Regions from separate parts of the Mus musculus genome. Here region 1 is linked to region 2. The links are chromatin loops, found by intact Hi-C in ENCODE. Cell type or tissue: heart. All regions are shown on one strand. Links, peaks and the distances in the headings refer to the core of each region. The heading gives the core; the rest is flanking DNA.

Region 1 (8,328 bases), core at 324-8,323, 200 kb after region 2:
TTGTTTTGTTTTGTTTTTTGATAGAATCACTTGGAATTCTAGTCTTAGAAAATGACCAGGCTCCCAGAATACCAGAAGGAAATCTGGTAGCTTGAACAACCAAAGAAGCCAAAAACACAGTTAGATTCATAGAGGAAAAGAAATATTGTTCTGTAACTCTAGGCAGCATCCCTAATCCTGCCCAGACATCTGGTCCCCAGACTAGTGCGTTCTGTTTTAAGGCCTTCAGAAATGAAGATGTGGAAGATTCCATAGTATCTGATCTTAGCTACTCAACAGTGTTGGCTAGGCTAGAGCCATCTGAATGGAGGGAAGAACTGGCAGTGAGGTACTTTCTTAATTGATGATTGACAGGGAGGGCCCAGCCCTTTATGGGTAGTACCATCCCTGGGCCAGTGGTCTTGGGTTCCTTAAGAAAACAGGCCAAGTGGCTGGAGAGATGGCTTAGCAGTTAAGAGCACTGACTGCTCTTCCAGAGGTCCTGAGTTCAAATTCCAGCAACCACATGGTGGCTCACAACCATCTGTAATGAGATTGGATGCCCTCTTCTGGTGTGTCTGAAGAGAGCTACAGTGTACTTACATATAATAAATAAATAAATTTTTAAAGAATAAAGAAAGAAGAAAGGAAGGAAGGGATGGAAGGAAGGAAGGAAGGAAGAAAGAAAGGAAGGGAGGGAGGGGGGAGGGAGAGACAGAGAGAGAGAGAAAGGAGGGAAGGAAGGAAGGAAGGAAGGAAGGAAGGAAGGAAGAAAGAAAGAAAGAAAGAAAGAAAGAAAGAAAGAAAGAAAGAAAGAGAGAGAGAGAGAAAGAAAGAGAGAGAGAGAAAGAAGAACAGGCCAAGCAAGCCATGGAGAGCAAGCCAGTAAGCAGCACTCCTAAGTGGCCTCTGTGTCAGCTCCTGCCTTCAGGTTCCTGTCCTGTTTAAATTCCTGCCCTGACTTCTTCTAGTGATGATCTCTGATGTGGACATCCGAATCAAATAAACCCTCTCCTTCCCCAGTGGCTTTAGGTCATGGAGTTTCACTGTAGCAATAGGAACCTTAACTAACATAGGAGATGCCCAGCATCCCCTTGGCATAAAAGATTACTCTGTATACTTTTAGCCACACCTTAGATTTTCATTTTCAAAATCCCCTGGATTTTCCAGAAGCCAGCAAACCCTGACTTGGCCACTGAATGACAAATTAAAAAAGGGGGGGGGCAGGGGAGGAAAAAGTCCACTGGGGAATTCAAAAGCAATTTTTTCCTTTAAAAAAATATAGCCTGAGGTTACAAACTTAATAAAGGGGTGGATAACTTTAACTCCACATCCATCCATTTTCTTTCATGTCTCTATTCAGAATTATTTTTGAAATCACTGTTCTTTATCCTGTTTGAACCCATGAGTTTGTTTGTTTTCAGGTACAAGAGTTGAGACACTCAAGGGTTCAAGGTCAAGTCTGACTTCAGCATAAGCCTCCTCCTTATAAAGCAGGAGGTCTCTCCAGAGCTGGCCCAATGGGTAACAAAGTCATAGAAAGGCTTAGCATCAGACCTGATCTGGCTGAGAGCTGGGCTGTCATCAGTAACTAATCTGCCAAAGGTGTGTGATCAACCTGATGAATCAACCTGGCTAATCTTCCTTCCTGAAGTAGGCACAGTGCGTGTCTTCACCAGGACTCAGGTTGACGTTGACTGCCGTTGTCTAAAAGAGGATGGGGTGGGGCTCTGTTTTAGTTAGGGTATTATTGGTGTGATGAGACACTAAGACCATGGCAGCTTCTATACAGGAAAACATTTCATTGGGACTGGTTTGCAGCTCAGAGGTTCAGTCCATCATCATCATGGTGAGAAGCGTGGCAGCATGCAGGCAGAGGTGGTGCTGGAGAAGGAGCTGAGAGTTCTATATCGGGATAGGCAGGCAGTAGGAAGAGAGGACCACACTGAGCATGGTTTGAGCATCTGACACCTCAAAGCCTGTCCCCACAATGACACACTTCTTCCAACAAGGCTACACCTAATAAGTGCCACTCCCTGGGTCTACAGGGGATATTTTTACTGAAACCACCACGGGCTCTCTATATATTTATAACATATAGTAGCAGTTTCTCATGGAGTCACAGACAACTGGACATCTTGAATGAAGCAGCAAATCTCTGAGAATACAAGCAATATCTCTTGTCTCTATTTAGTACTATTGTCTGTTTTACATTTTCCCCCCTGGGTGCATGTGTTCCTATGAACCTCCTTTTTCTGCCTTCCAAGAGCTAGCATTGGAGACTGTTGTTACACCAGGCTTTTGTTTTACTTTCTGACTGTTGATTTTCTTTACAGAGAGAATGGGAACCTCCCCACCCCCCGCCCCTGCATAAGCATCCGCCAACCCCTCATCCAGATACATCTAAGGCTCATTGCTTGCCTCTGGAGTCCAGTTCCAAGTTTACTAGGAAGGAAGAATCTGATTGGCTCAGGTTGGGTCATGTGTCTGGACCCAAGCAAATGTCATCAGGTTGAGTTAGGTGGAAGAAATTTCATCAGAAGCAAACTGATTAGCGAATTAATTAGAGGGAAGAGACTCATACAGCCTAAGTATAGCTACTAAACTGCTCTTCACTTTTTAGAGGACCTCGTTGATTAATTAACTAATTGTTTTGCATTCATTTATTAAGGGTGGGGCATGGACAGCTTGTGGGAGTCAGTTCTCTCCTGCCATGTGGTCTTGGGATGGAAATCAGGGCAGCGGGCTTGGCAGCAGGCATCTCCACTTACTCAGCAGTCTCCCCATCCTGATTATTTATTTATTCACTAAAAAGTTTTCTTACGTTATCAACACAAGACACCCACTCTACTAGGAACTGGGGCAGCAGTCAAGGGCAAATCGCCATTTAAGAACTGTATGGCTGTTGTAGAAGATAAGCATTGTTCAAAAGTACCATACAGGGAGGCTGGAGAGATGGCTCAGTGGTTAAGAGCACAGGCTACTCTTCCAGAGGACCCAGGTTCAATTCCCAACACTCATATGGTGGCTCACATCCGTCCTCATTCCCAGGGAATTACAATAATCTCTTCTAGCATCTCTTTGCACCAATGAAGGCAAGACATGCCTATGCACACTAAAAAGTCATAAAAGTAGATACACAATTATAATAGTGGTGCATGTCATTTAAGCAGAGACCAAAGTGTAAACTTTCAGGGATGAGAATGGAAAGTTCTATGTTTTAAAAGATTTAAAGATGTAAACTAAAAACCTCACCACCAATCCCACAATGCACATTTGTAGAAATGAAAGATGGGGTGGGTTGTTTCTCAACACAGGTGCCTGGTTGGCAGGGAGAGATCTGAGGTTTTGCAGGTCACCCAGCTTGGACTTTGATCATGGTCTTGATGAAGAATGCAGGGAACTGTACCTGCAGAACGGCCTGTTTGGTGGGACCGTGGAAATTCTGGTGATAAGAACAATCGAAGCTCTTGATCATGGTTTCTGATCATGGTTTCAAGCTTATAAGTCCTGAAAGATGTTTTAAGGGGCGGGGGGATTACTGTTGCTATTGTTTTTAGTTCATTATTTTTGGATATATTTCCCTCTTTCCCCTGCTCCATGTGTGTGTGTGTCTGTCTGTCTGTCTCTGTCTCTCTTTCTCTTTCCCTGAGAGTAGTCAGTTTTCTGGTTCATTAACTTATTGGGAGGCATATTAATCTGTGGATGTTCTTAAAATAAATTAGTCCTTCCAAGAAAACAGCGCCAGGCTGTGTTCTTCTGCACGCTGGCCTTGCAGCTGGGGTGATACTGCTGACTAAAGGGCCGTCACGGCAGGGTCAGGGCTGGTCGCCCAGCACACTGTGCAGGTGCCAAGAGTCCTGTGCGTATGCACTCAATCAATCATGTTCCCTGAAGATATGGGGAGGTGTGTGTGGGGGGGGCTGCTGCTTACTCAGTCCCACCGTGTGTGTGCAGCGTGCTAGCGATTGCAGTGGGAAAGCGCTTGTATCTTTAATCTCGCAAATGGAGTGCCGTGCCTTTGTGGAGCTCAGTCTGGCTGGCAATAAATTATGCAACGGAAAACTATTATGTTTGGGCCCTTTTAGCTTGCTACTCGGAGCATCTCTGTTCAGCACTCATTAAAAGCTGCAAGAAATAAGCTTTCTATTAAGGGTGCGCCTCCTTCTTAACACCCACTTAATGCTGGCCTCAGTGGTGAGAACCGGAGTACTTACACCCACAGGTCCTTGGAAAAACCCCGTTCTTTTAAGCCAAGACTGTTGGCCATTTGACTGTGCTGTCTAGTACAGCTGAAGTGACCTGCTCCCGCGTTTAGAAGCAAAATGGAAAATGTTCGCCATAGAGAGCCAGGAAACCCTGTAGACAGCTTTGAATGAAAAGTAGTGATGTCGCTAAAGCATCCAAATGCAAATTTCTTTCTTTCTTTTTCTTTCTTTCTTTCTTTCTTTCTTTACTGGAAACATCATTCATGTATTTACTTTATCTTATTGAGTGTACGGTGCAAGACAGAAAATGGGTCAGGAGGGAGGGAGAGAGGGAGGGCCAAGTGCAAATTTCTAAAGACAAGGGAGATGGCCTGGCCTTGATTATGTGCCTCAGATTCCCAGAGCTGGGCCTAACATCTAACACACAGCAAGTCTGAACTAAACTAAAAAGTTCCATGGCTCTTAGACAGAATATTAAAAAAAAAAAAAAGTAGTTAAAGCAAACTTCGTCAACTGAAATCTTAACTTCCAGAGTTCCGATTTTCTCATTGGCTTATATAAAAAGCCAATTAATTGCCCTCATATGCTGTAAGGAAACAAGAGATTCTCCTGGTCTCTTCTAGAATCTGTGAAGTACTAATCTGTGTGTCACTTGTGACATAAAGGTGCATATGTGGAAAGCTGAGCCGCCTGCTGCTGCCTTTCCAGTGTCTTACTGCAGCTGACCAACCTCTGTCAGGACAGGAAAGAGCCTTGTAAGCATCCCAGCAGCACAGAGGACAAGCAGGAATGGACTTCTGGAAAGAGGGCCAATCGAATGACAGCAGGCAGAGGGACGAGAGCACAGGGAAGCAGACAGGCTCAAGAGAGCCAGAGAGACATCCTAGAGTGTCTATGTGAACTGCGGAGGCTGAGTAACAAGGAACAGGTAGGAGACATAGGAAAAAATCCAGAGTGCTAGAGAGATGGCTCAGCAGTTAAGAGCACTAACTGCTCTTCCTGAGGTCCTGAGTTCAATTTCCAGCAACCACATGGCGGCTCACAATCATCTATAATGGGATCTGATGCTCTCTTCTGGTGAGTCTGAAGACAGTGTACTCCTATACATAAATAAATAAAGCATTTTTAAAAAAAGAAAAAGGAAAAAAACCTGGAGAAAAACCATAGGCCTTGACCCTGGGTTGTAGAAATGCAGTATTATTTCTCTATCATGTGCCTATACTGGGGAGGACCCAGCAAGCTCATGCAAGCTCATGTCTAGGAGTAGACCCAAGAAAAGTTAGCGCAGGTGTCCACATAAGTCATGTTGAAGTGGTTTTTTATCAGCATTATTCGTAACAACCCCAAACTGAAAGTGTGCTATTGTTCATCGCTGCTGAGTGCATCAATAAGTAATGCTACAGTAGCATAACAGAGGGCTGCATATCGTGAACAACAGAAGAACTGCAGCCTTCTGCAGTGAGGCAGATGGAACCCCACAGGCATGACATTGAGGGGGAAAGACTCGAAGGGACATGCATACAACACATGAGTCCATTTATATAAAGTTCAAAGCACGGGGCTGGGAAGATAGCTCAGTTGGAAGGGTGCTTGCCTAGCTTGCACAGAGCCCTGGATTGGGTTTCCAGCACCAGGCAAACTGTTCATGGCGACCCACTTCTATGAGATCCAGCCCCCTGGAGGTGGAAGTAGGAAGAAGAACAGAAGTTTGATGCAGCTGAAGATATTTACGATCCCGTTTCTAAACAAGTAAATACTAAGTTCTAAGTAGATTAAAAGGAACTTGTGGTACCAGAGGTCAAAAGAGCAGTTGCCTCTGAGAGGAGGGAGCTGGGTGACAGGGACAGTTAGTTCTAAGTGCTTTGACGCTTGCTCCGAATAGAGAGAGCTTCTGAGCTGTTTACTGGAGCTGTGTGTTGAGTGTGTAGATGTCACACCTCAGCCGAAAGAGACTGAATCTGCCTGGAGGAAGCCCTGTTAGACGCTACTGAGTAAAGGCAGTGTAAGAAGGAGGCTGAAGAGATGGCTCACTGTGGAAGAGAGCTCACTGCACAAGCATGAGGACCCGAGTTTGAATCCCTGCCCCCACGGAAAAAGCTGGCGTGCGGTTATGCGTGTCACCTGTAATCTCAGAGCTGTGGAGAGTGGAGAGCAGAGGGCCTCTGGGCTTGCTGGCTGCCACCCTAGCTCCAGGATCAGTGGGAGAACCTGTCCCTAAAGAATAAATCAGGAGCTGGTGAGATGGCTCAGCAGTTAAGAACACTGATTGCTCTTCCAGAGGTCCTGAGTTCAATTCCCAGCAACCATGTGATGGATCACAACCATCTGTAATGGGGTCTGATGCCCTTTTCTGCTGCATCTAAAGAGAGCAATGGGGGTGTACTCATATACATAAAATAAATAAATAAATCTTTAAAAAATTAATCAGAGTATGATAGAGCTGAACATAAAGTGTCCTCTGGCCTCTGAGAGTGTGAACACAGACACCATGCTTATGTGTGTGTGCACACAATTTGAACAGCAATAAAAGCTGGAAGATATATACAGTTCATTCTAAATACTATATATGATTACATATGTTTAGAGGACAATTTGTCTGCAATAAAACCTTTTTTCCTTTTTCATCTCAGGATGGCCTTGAACTCGTGACCTTCGTGCCTCAGCCACCAAGTGCTAGGATTCTAAGCGTGCTTCGGCAAACCCAACCACACACCAAAAGAAAATAAAGAAAAAAAAATAGTGGTTATTCTTGTATGAGAAAGAGAACTAGGGAATTCTATAATTGTAGGACGTCTATTCTTCTGTTTTGTTTGCTTTTATTTATTTGTTTATATGTGTTTTTTGAGAGACGGTTTCATGCACTCCAGGGCTGGCGTCAAACTCAAAATCTTATAGGATGGATCTAGACTTCCGGTCCTCCTGTCTCTATCTCCGGAGCACTGGGATTGGAGGCCTGTGACGTCATTGGCATCAAACTCAAAGTCTTATAGGATGGATCTAGACTTCCGGTCCTCCTGTCTCTACCTCCGGAGCACTGGGATTGGAGGCCTGTGACGTCATGCTGCCTTACGCTTCAGGCTACCAGGACTTCATACATGTTGAATAAGCACTCTGCCAACTGAACTACACCCCCAGGTTCTGCAATTGTAGCATTTTGTGTCTTTCAGAAAGTAATTGAGATCTGGCGGGGGAAGGTGGGGACAGGGGGGCAGTGAACATAATTGTAACCCCAGCACTCCACTTGGGAGGCTGAGGCAGAAGGATTGCTGCCAGTTCATGGCATATCTGAGCTATGTAGTGAATTTGGGTCTTCAAGCCTATTCTGGGCTACATAGCAACATTTTGCATCAAATAGGAAAAAAAAATTAAACGTGATAAACCTTTAATATTTGTTAAAATTAGGTTATATGGTTTATAATTTATATGGTGCAGGGTTCCTCTCCTGTATTGTTCTTTGTATTGTGACGTGCTTGAAATATTCATGGCTTTAAATCATTTATTATAAGTGAAATCCGAAAGCCAGCGGGGACCAGGAGCTCGAGCAAGCACAGAAACCAGAGCTGGTGGCTGTGGGGGTCACTTCTGCTCAGCCAGTGCCAGGAACCCATCAGCGTGTTTGGCTCCAAGTGTGCCCCATCTAGCAACTTGGTTCCACAAAGTCCTTGCAAATAAATGTATTTAAGTGACTTGCTTCACAGTCCTCTGACATTTTACAATGAAGCTTTTCGAGAAGTTTGAGAAAAACAGAGACACTTCTCTTTGAAGTTCTATCTAACAACTGCCCCCATTCTAAAGTTGGTCCCAGTGTGTGGGGGTCAGTGAAGGGCCTCTCTGCCTCTTTTGGCTTCTACTGTTTAGCAAAACACACCCTTGGATATATTAGAACCTTATGAGGTATTCTATACAGACATTTTTTTAAAAATCAGGTATTTCTTGGCTATGGTGGTGTAGGCCTATAACCCCACCAGCACCTCGGGGTTGAGGCAAGAGGATTAAAGAGTTTGAGACAAACCTGGGACAGAGAGCAAGAAAGCAAGCAAGTAAACAACAAATCAGGCAGTCTGTCTTTGAGTGTGTGTGTACGTGTGGTTAGGAGTCTTGCATTTGCTGTGTAAGTGACCTACCACTGAGCTAAATCCTT
Region 2 (8,328 bases), core at 11-8,010:
CAGGGTCCCTTCTGCCCAGGTTGGAGAAAGTGGGCAGAAGTAGGCAGATTAGCCACCCAGCAGGCTGCCCTCTTTCCCTCTTGGGCAGGAACCTGAACACTTTGTTTCACCGAGCCGGGGACTTGGCTTTACCCAGTTCCAAACTCCCTGCTAAGGTGCCATGCTTGGGCACTGTGTACACAGTGGAAACCTAAACAAACAATCTGGTTTATGGAAAGGCAAAAGACATTAAACCAAAACCCAAATAAAACATCCCTCCATGAATTCAACGGAAACCCCACCCACCACTACCCGTCTCCTATGTGAGGCTGAGCCCCTCGGGCCCCCAAACAACTTCTAAAATAAACCCCAAACCAAACGCTTGATATATAAACCTCCAACCGATAACCATTTCCCAAACATGCAGAAGGAATTGCCTACCCGGAAATCCTCGAGCAATCTCTAGATTAGGAGGAGACTCGCATCCTCTCGGCCAACTCCCACACTGTCCTCCACGTGCCCCGAGGAGGGCAACTCTCCTTGCCAGGCCAAGCCAGCACAGCAAGAGGAGACAGTCCTTGTTGGCACCTGGGAACTCTTTTAACTACCAAACATAGGCTGTGGCCTGGCCCCAGAAAGGGCTGAGCTCTTTGGAGACGCTGCCAAAGCCCAGAGCTGGTAGTTCTCCAGAAACCCATCAGTGGTCGGTGGTGGACTAGAGACCAATACAATCTCCAACACATCACAAGGGCAATGCAAGAATGACTTCCAGAGGCAAGAAGCCAGCCACTGAAGTGGCTGAGCAGGGCAGGACCCAGGACACCTCATGACATCTTTTCCAGATCTGCAGCAAGGCACGATTAGGCTTTTCCCACATGGCCTGTGCTAAATGACATATGGTCCATCCGCATGCAACGTGCAATGCGGGGATCCCGGGCCCAGGGCATTCCTGCTCTTCCCTTTCTCCTAAGTGTGCATGCCCATCACACCCTCCCTTCCAGCTGGAGGGTGTATTGGGGGGTCACATGTTCTGCAGGGTTCAATGTTGTCATCCCCCTCCCCCCCTCCCATCTTGTCCATCCCCGTGTCTGGCGTGCCGCAGCTCATCCAGTGGCAGCCAAGGCAGCACGTTGAGTCTGGAAGGACCCTGTGCTATTAGTTCTTCTTCTCAAGGTAGTTGGAGGGTACCCAGCCCTTGAAGGGCTTCACCTCATCCAGGATCTGGCAGTACCACCAGCCATTGGGGTTCTTCTCCAGCACCTCCATGGACACCCCCTCCTGGAAGCCAGCCGTCTCTTCGTCCCCCTCATAGTCTGCAATCGAGATGTACACATCCTTGAGGTTGTTGTGGATAAACTGGGACTTCTCTATGGGCTTGGGACGCACGGGGGAGACAGGGATGCCTTTGCGCTGGGTAGGCAGCAGGGGCGATTCTGAGCCCTGGCTGGCAGCCCGCTCGGCCAGGCGGCCCTTGGCCTCAGCGGCTGCTGACCGTGCGGTGCTAAAGGAGGAGTTCCTGCGGACACCTCTGAGGCTGTCGGTGGCCGTTAGCGACTCGTTCCTCCGAAGGGCACAGGACAGGTTGTTGTCCTTGGGTGGCGGAGACACAAACACAGATTGGGGCCTGACGGCCACTTGCCGGACCCCGTTCCTCATCTTCACCGCTACGGTGCCCGAGGTCTTGCCGAAGCCCCCGGGAGGCTTCGAGGGGATGGGTGGGGTGGCCCTCTTGCTCTGGTTCACAGTGTTGAGCGCCTGCACACGCTTCTCAATCTTTTCCAGGCTGTCTGACTTGCCCTCGTTCTGCGAGCTCTTTCCTGTGTCTCCCTCTTTGCTAGCTGTGTCAGGTTGCTGGTTCTCCTCGGCCACCAAGTAGTGGGAAGGAGCCCAGCCCTCCAGCTCCCCAAACCTCACGTACCACCACCCACTTTCCGCCTTCTCCAGCACGTGCACCTCGGCGCCTTCGGGGAAGCTGATCTCCGAGTCCTGGACCTTCTGATAGGCGCTGCACGTCACGTAGGTGGCGCCTTGCCCTTCCCATTCCTTTTTGGGGACACACGGGGGAGTGGTGGCCGTGAGAGGGATGATGTCCGCAGAACCTCGCCTGGATCCCTCAGAAGCCATCTGTGGAGGCAGCTCTGAGTCCTCACTCCTAGAGCCCTTGAGGCCCCCCCGGAGCTGGCCTGTGGGCCTCAGCTGGCGCCGTAAGGAACTAATATCCATCTTCTCCTGGCTTTGAGACTCCGCTCGGTTCAGGACTGGCTTTGGTCTCACGGATGGCTTGGCTCGGGCGCAGGAGGCCAGCCCGGCCTTCACATCAGGATCTTTCTTGGTCCCAACCTTAGGGGTGTCACGGATACCTGCATCTGAGGCAGAACGTGGTTTCAGGTCACCATTGTTCTTGGACAAGGAGGACGAGGATGAGGAGGAGGAACAGGTGGTGCTGATGGTGACAGAGGAGGAGAAGGAGATGTTGGACTGGTTTTTCCCCAGTTCTGCCTGGGCATTCTTCTCTGCTTTGAGCTTTAGGAGTGATGAGGATTTGGGGGAATCTGATTTAGGGGAGTTTTTCACGGCAAGGGACAAAGAGGAGCTCCCAGGGGAGTCACTGTCCCCAGAGGAGCCTCTGGCAGACAGGGTGTCTTCTGTGTATGGCCTGAAGCCCTCATTCTCATAGATGGTCTCCTCTTCCAGGGCCACGTCCTCAGAAGACTCACCCACCTTGAAATGGGCCCGTTGCAGGGAAGAGGCAGGCGAGATCCTTCGGGGCTGGGCGGGATGCTTGTCACCTGAACCTCTGTCCCCTGAAGGCTCTTCATTCATCTCGGGCTCTGAGTCAAAGCCAAAGGCAGGGACGTCATACTCGGGTTCCTCGTATTTAACCTTCAGTGGGGAGCCCTGGCTCTCACAGGCACCCACAGGATTCTCCTCGGCCTCCTTAGGCTTGCTGGGGGGCGCAGGTGGCGGCACCTTGGGCCGCGTCAGAGTGCTGGTTCGGCGGCTGAGGTTGGGTTTCTTGCGCTTGTCAATGTATGAGGCTGGGGCCCAGCCCTCCTTCTCCCCGATCTGCACGTACCACCAACCACCCGAGTTCTTGTCGATGACCTGGGGGGTAGAGGGCAGGCCAGTGAGTTGCAGGGTTGTCAGGGTCCCTATGATACCCTAGCCGATTTTATAGACACAGCAAACTGAGCCCTTCAATAAGTGTCCCAAGACCTTACAGTGGTCAGTGGAATGCTAGCTTCAAACCCTGGTCTTGGGTGTGAGGCTTCCATTCTCTTGGTTTCCTCTATAGACCTCCATGACAATCCCCCAAGACCACCACATTGTCCCTAGCTCCTTATAAAAACCAACCTCGGAAGGATCCATATGTATAAAGACCCAGTGGTCTACTGTTCCTGTCCTCCACCGGTGCCCACTGTCCCTTCAAAGGGTCTCTCAGGTGAAAAAGAGAAAAGGCAGACAAATATAACTGAGGTGCAAGCCTGAGCAGCTCATCCCCACAGAACATCCTCCAAGTGGCCACAAAAACCTCATTAGGCAAGAGATTTCTTGGGTTAGTAGACAAGGCTGATCTCCACGTGCATATGTATATGTGTGTGTGTGTGTGTGTGTGTGTGTGTGTACAAGCATGTATGGTTGCATGTGTTGTGTTGCATGCATGTGTGTGCATGTGCGTGCATGTACTCATGTGTGTGCGTGTGTGTTATCCCCTCCAAAATAAAACATTTCTGATGAAGCAAACTGCTCTGTCATCTTTCTGTCCCTCATCAGCACTTCACTTCGAGGCTCTCTGTGCTCAGGAGATGTCATTGTGGGACAAGCAAGTGAGTGAGGGACAGAAACTCAAGTTGTGGGCTTTAGCCCTGGTGTGGCCCTGACTAGGCAAGTACTCATGGCCGGGCAGCTCATTTCTGTTACCTGCCCTGATTGACCCCCAGAAGCCTTGCCAAGAAGACATATTATAAAATATGAAACACAGGTCCTTGGTCTGAAGGAGGCTCACCTCTGCCTTCTGTCCGCCTCGAAAGCTGATCCCGTCAGAAATGCAGGACTGGAATTCAGCAATGGTGTAGTATTCTACCTCAACAGAAGGGGGCTCTGGCGGCTTTGGCAGCTGGAACCCCTAAAGCAGAAACAATCAGAATCTATCACTTATGCTCCAGGCCTTACCCGCAGGAGGTGGCACCCAGGGCTCACATAACACTAGTTCGAGATCTCAATAGTTTCCTCCCAAGGTAGAAAGTTAAAGGCAGAAGAATAATTCTAACAAAGCGAGGACACCACCATTTCATAAATCTACAGGGTGGATCCTAAACCAAGTGGGCAGCTGCTACAGAAGAGGGTGAGAGAGCCAACTGTCCCAGGACAGTAACGTAGAAGTATAGGGGACAGCTAGATGGGGGAGGAGTCTGTGGGAGGGGGTCAGCACGTTGGTACCCTGAACAGAATGCCATTTCAGCAGACAGGCAGATTTACCCCAGGGCTCTTATGAGCCTTCCTGATGCTGGCACACAGCTTTTCTCCTAGTGCCTTTCCAGGACACTTAGAACTGACCTATTATCTGTGAACCCCATTTTGTGTTTTTAGAACAGCCATCCGCTGTGCACCTACTGGGCGCTGCTCTGCGGCAGCCTGTATAAGCCACACGGACAGCCAGCCTGGTGGGCTGTAACCACAACAGGTCGTACTCGGGAAGCTGAGCTGTTTGGATCACTCTGAGTAAGGATGGGAGAAAGACGGTTTAGGGGTGGGCACATGTGACTCAGTCACCTTTCCCTGCCCGTGTGCTTACTGACGTACAGCCACACGTGGAAGCTGGCACAGCTGGCCGCACTTCATCCCCTCCTGGACCATGACAGGGTGGGATTCAGCCGAGTCTAACTAGAACCAGCATCCCTGCCTCGGCGAGCTAGCATTTGTTAAGTGTGGAAGGAATGACTCTGTTCTTGCCAAAGTCAAGTCTGCCTGAAAATAATTAGCTGGGGCTCAAAGAAAGGGGAGAGATGGAGAATTTATTGTTCAGTTGCAAAAACTCAGAGGAGAGAGAAAGGGAGAGAGAGAGAGAGAGAGAGAGAGAGAGAGAGATTGATTTTGCTGGGATGAGGTCACAAAATACTCATGGCTAGAGGCCACATCTTCTGATATATGGAGGGTCCCAACTCCCATGGATGGGCAAATGCCACTGGAGTAACATTCAGCCAGGCATGACTTAGGGATTCGTCCCATGTAGAGTACCAGATAACACCACCTAACATCCAGGAGTTCACATAGGAAAGGAAAACCTGGCTTCTGGTCCTAAATATGTACTACAGCATCCTGTCTTCACAGCAGACCTAGGAGGTGGCCATACTCTTCTTCCCTATCAGAGAAGGAAACTGAGAACTTTGGAGGGTGGGTGACTTACAAAGGGTCTTTCTTTGTTCCTACATTAGAAATGGGCTCTATACCAGGCTCCGGCATTCCTTCCGAGGATGCTACAGATGGTACCTCCAAGACCTGGTGCATGCTAAGCAAGCACTCTACTACTGAGCTATATCCTAGCTCGAAAGCTTGTCTTCCAACTGCACCACACTGCCCTCTGCCCTACTCCCCTATCCCGAAACAGGTCTCTGTTCCAGGACTCTCAGCTTGTCACCAACATTGCTGTCCCCCAAGCTCCCTGCCTGAGAGTGTGGTTACCAGTCACCCACTCATGAGACAGGGACTTCAGCAGTGTCAGCCCTCCACGAGCCAGGTCTGGCAAGTCACTCTCCTTCCTGATGGGTAAGTACTAGTCTACTCTGTATCCTCTAGGCTGTGGAGCCTACCACATTCACTGGGCAATCCTCAGAAAGCTGTAAGGCTTCTGAGCTAATGTGGCCAGAAGCCCCACTTCAAGGCCCTGGCAATGCCCCACTGGACACTCTTGCTGGCCAGTCTAAATGTTTATGTCTGCCAGTGTAGTGGCTGGGATGGATTTATTTAGCCTCGGAGTGCAGTGCTTTTCTGATTATAAACTGTCTAGCTATGCTCTAGGAAGTCCTGGGATCTGCAGGCTTCTGCCTCTGTCCCCTACAAAGACGAAAACCCCAATAGGACCCTACAAACCCCTGGGTCACAGGCTCTGCTTCAAAAGCAGCAGTGAAGGATCTGGGAGTAATCCCAGAAAAGGAATGGAGAGACAGTCCACATACCAGGCTGGATTCTCTGCGCGGGGGAGGTCTTGTCCTCAGATTTGGGGAGCCTGAAAGAAGAGCCGCAGCTTTAAGAATCCTAGTGGGCAGCAGCACCTACACCCGCCTTCCCTGGGTGGGATCCACTCACATCCTTGAAACTTGATGCTGTGGTCCCATAGTCATGAAAGACCCTGTGTTCTAAGTCACCAGGAATGAGGAGACCTTTAAGCCACTCTAGGGGTGGAAGGATCCACACCCCCCCCCGCAAAATGATATGTACATCAATCTACAGATACTGCAGGGAGTTTTCAAGGTAAAGGCTGTATGGACTTATCAACTTTTCAGTAGAAGCAGGAACCACATCTATTTTTTTTTTGCTCACTAGTCCTAAGTCCTCTGAAGGGAGCACAAGGCAAGAGACAAAAGTCCTCCCTGATAAAGATTTTTCCAAGCACCAGAGAGCTAACAATAAAATTAAGAGATAAATATTTAAAAAAAAAAAAAAAAAACCCTAACCAAACCACAAAACCCAAAACAGCATTCCCCCTGATTGTTGGCAAAACAGAAACTGCCCCACGCCCCCTAATACCAAAGGTGCTGCTAGGCCGCAGGTGTGTTTGGAGGCACGGGCACACAGGCTTTAGTAATAGGCTGTGTCTGCAGGTGGGGGATGGGCACATGTGCCACAGTGGTAGGAAGGTAGCTCTCTCCTTTCACCTGCGCGTTGAGTCCCAGGACCAGCTCAGATCAGGCACCTTTGAACATCAGGCCTTCATGCCACCCTCTTCCACATCTTACGTTCCGCAGGGCGAGCCTGCACAGAGGACCACAGACTTGGAGCTCATGGGTTTATAAAATCAGCTATATGCCAATCACCTAGGTAAGATGCCACTTCCTGCTCTTGGGGATCTGTCCCTCTGTTAAGAGCCATCCCTGGTTCTTTCTTAGGGAGAGGGAGGCCAGCAGCCTGCTCCCTCCTGCAGTATATCTTCAGAGCTGCAGCGCGCGGGGGACACAGCCTCTCTCTGGGGCCTCTTCAGCTCTTGTGACCATCAAAGGCATGTGGACAGAACCCAGACTGTCAGTCAGGGTGGAAAAGTCACGAAGGTCCTGGGTAGCCCCTTGGATTCCCCTCACCCATGCCTACCCACTCTGTAGCTCTTTGGGAGAAACTGGGGGCCTTCAAGTGCTTACTGATCTGGGCCCTCTGAGGGGCGATCCTGGCCACAGCTGGGGAGCCCTGGGCTAGCTTGGATGTGGTCCTCTCGGGAATGGCCAAGGCGCTGCCATTGGAGGCGTTGCAGAGGATCGGTAAGCTGATCTCTTTCTTGGTGATGGGGGCCTCGGATCCCTCGCCTTCAGCCGGAGCCTCCTTATCCCCAGATGCCTTCTTGTTGAGAAGGTTGCTGATCTCCATAATGTTCCCTATGATCTCCACCGGACCCGCCAGGTTCTTCTTCCGGGTCGGCAGGTCATCCTTGGCCTTCTTCAGGTAGGACGCTGGTGCCCAACCCTCTTTGCCGAGGTACCTGTGAGAGGAAGGGGACACACCATCATTAAAGCCCTCATTTCTGGTTTCCCCCTTCTACTCCCAGGTCTGTCTCCATCTGAGCCCGCCTAGCCGAGCCTTCTCTGGAAGGCTCTGCTAGAGGTTTGGCCGGTCTGTTGTTGCCGAGGAAACCAGAGCTGGGGGGGGTCAGATGCTGGAAACAGAGCGACTGCTCTCAGACAGATGCAGGATCCTAACACTAGGGTTCTTGTAAATGTTGTTCTGCCCAATAGGTAGCCCTGGTGATGGCCCAAGGGTAGCTCTAGAGAAAAGAAGTTACGAGTGGATGCCGTATGTCCAGTCACATCCCTATAGAAGCAGAAGTGTGACCTGAGAGGAAAGGGGCAAGCGTGGGTGAGAATCCTCGATGCGCTGTCTTGCCCAACTTTCTTCTGTAGGATGCAGCTGCTAAAACGGATCCAGAGGGTCAGACCCAGAAGGCTGTATGATGGTTCAGCATGGTGGCACATGCCTAAAATCCCAGCAGTCAGAAGGCTGAGGCAGGAGGAATGGAAGTTATAGGCCAGATCTGGAAACCAAGTACTTTGGGATTGGATTTGAGGCCCTCAAAATAGAAGGAGGTTCGTGCCTGGCATGGTAAACCCGCTCGTAGGCCCAGAGGGGACCTATGATTGTTGTCTT

The links. Peaks named below come from ENCODE experiments on the same cell type or tissue, not always from the same donor. Only the 100,000 strongest peaks of a DNase experiment are listed, where the experiment ranks them.
Region 1: it touches region 2 in a loop (2.4-fold over the local background); 7 of 42 quality-filtered maps call a loop at or near these places.

The regions. Positions count from the first base shown.
Region 1 is chr19:47,469,135-47,477,462 of GRCm38, forward strand. No RefSeq gene overlaps it. Among named protein-coding and RNA genes, the nearest start is that of Sh3pxd2a, 8.9 kb to the left of the region's middle. In heart, for the core only: no CTCF peak of the experiment used is centred there; a DNase peak (open chromatin) is centred at 3,847.
Region 2 is chr19:47,265,853-47,274,180 of GRCm38, forward strand. Sh3pxd2a (SH3 and PX domains 2A) reads right to left here. Exons shown (of 15, transcript NM_008018.4): 12 at 7,332-7,666; 13 at 6,156-6,205; 14 at 3,986-4,105; 15 at 1-3,084. The coding sequence ends at 1,135. It overlaps Mir6995 (microRNA 6995), which reads right to left and starts at 7,737; the gene lies at 7,667-7,737. In heart, for the core only: a CTCF peak has its summit at 4,072 (motif pointing right); a DNase peak (open chromatin) is centred at 1,199.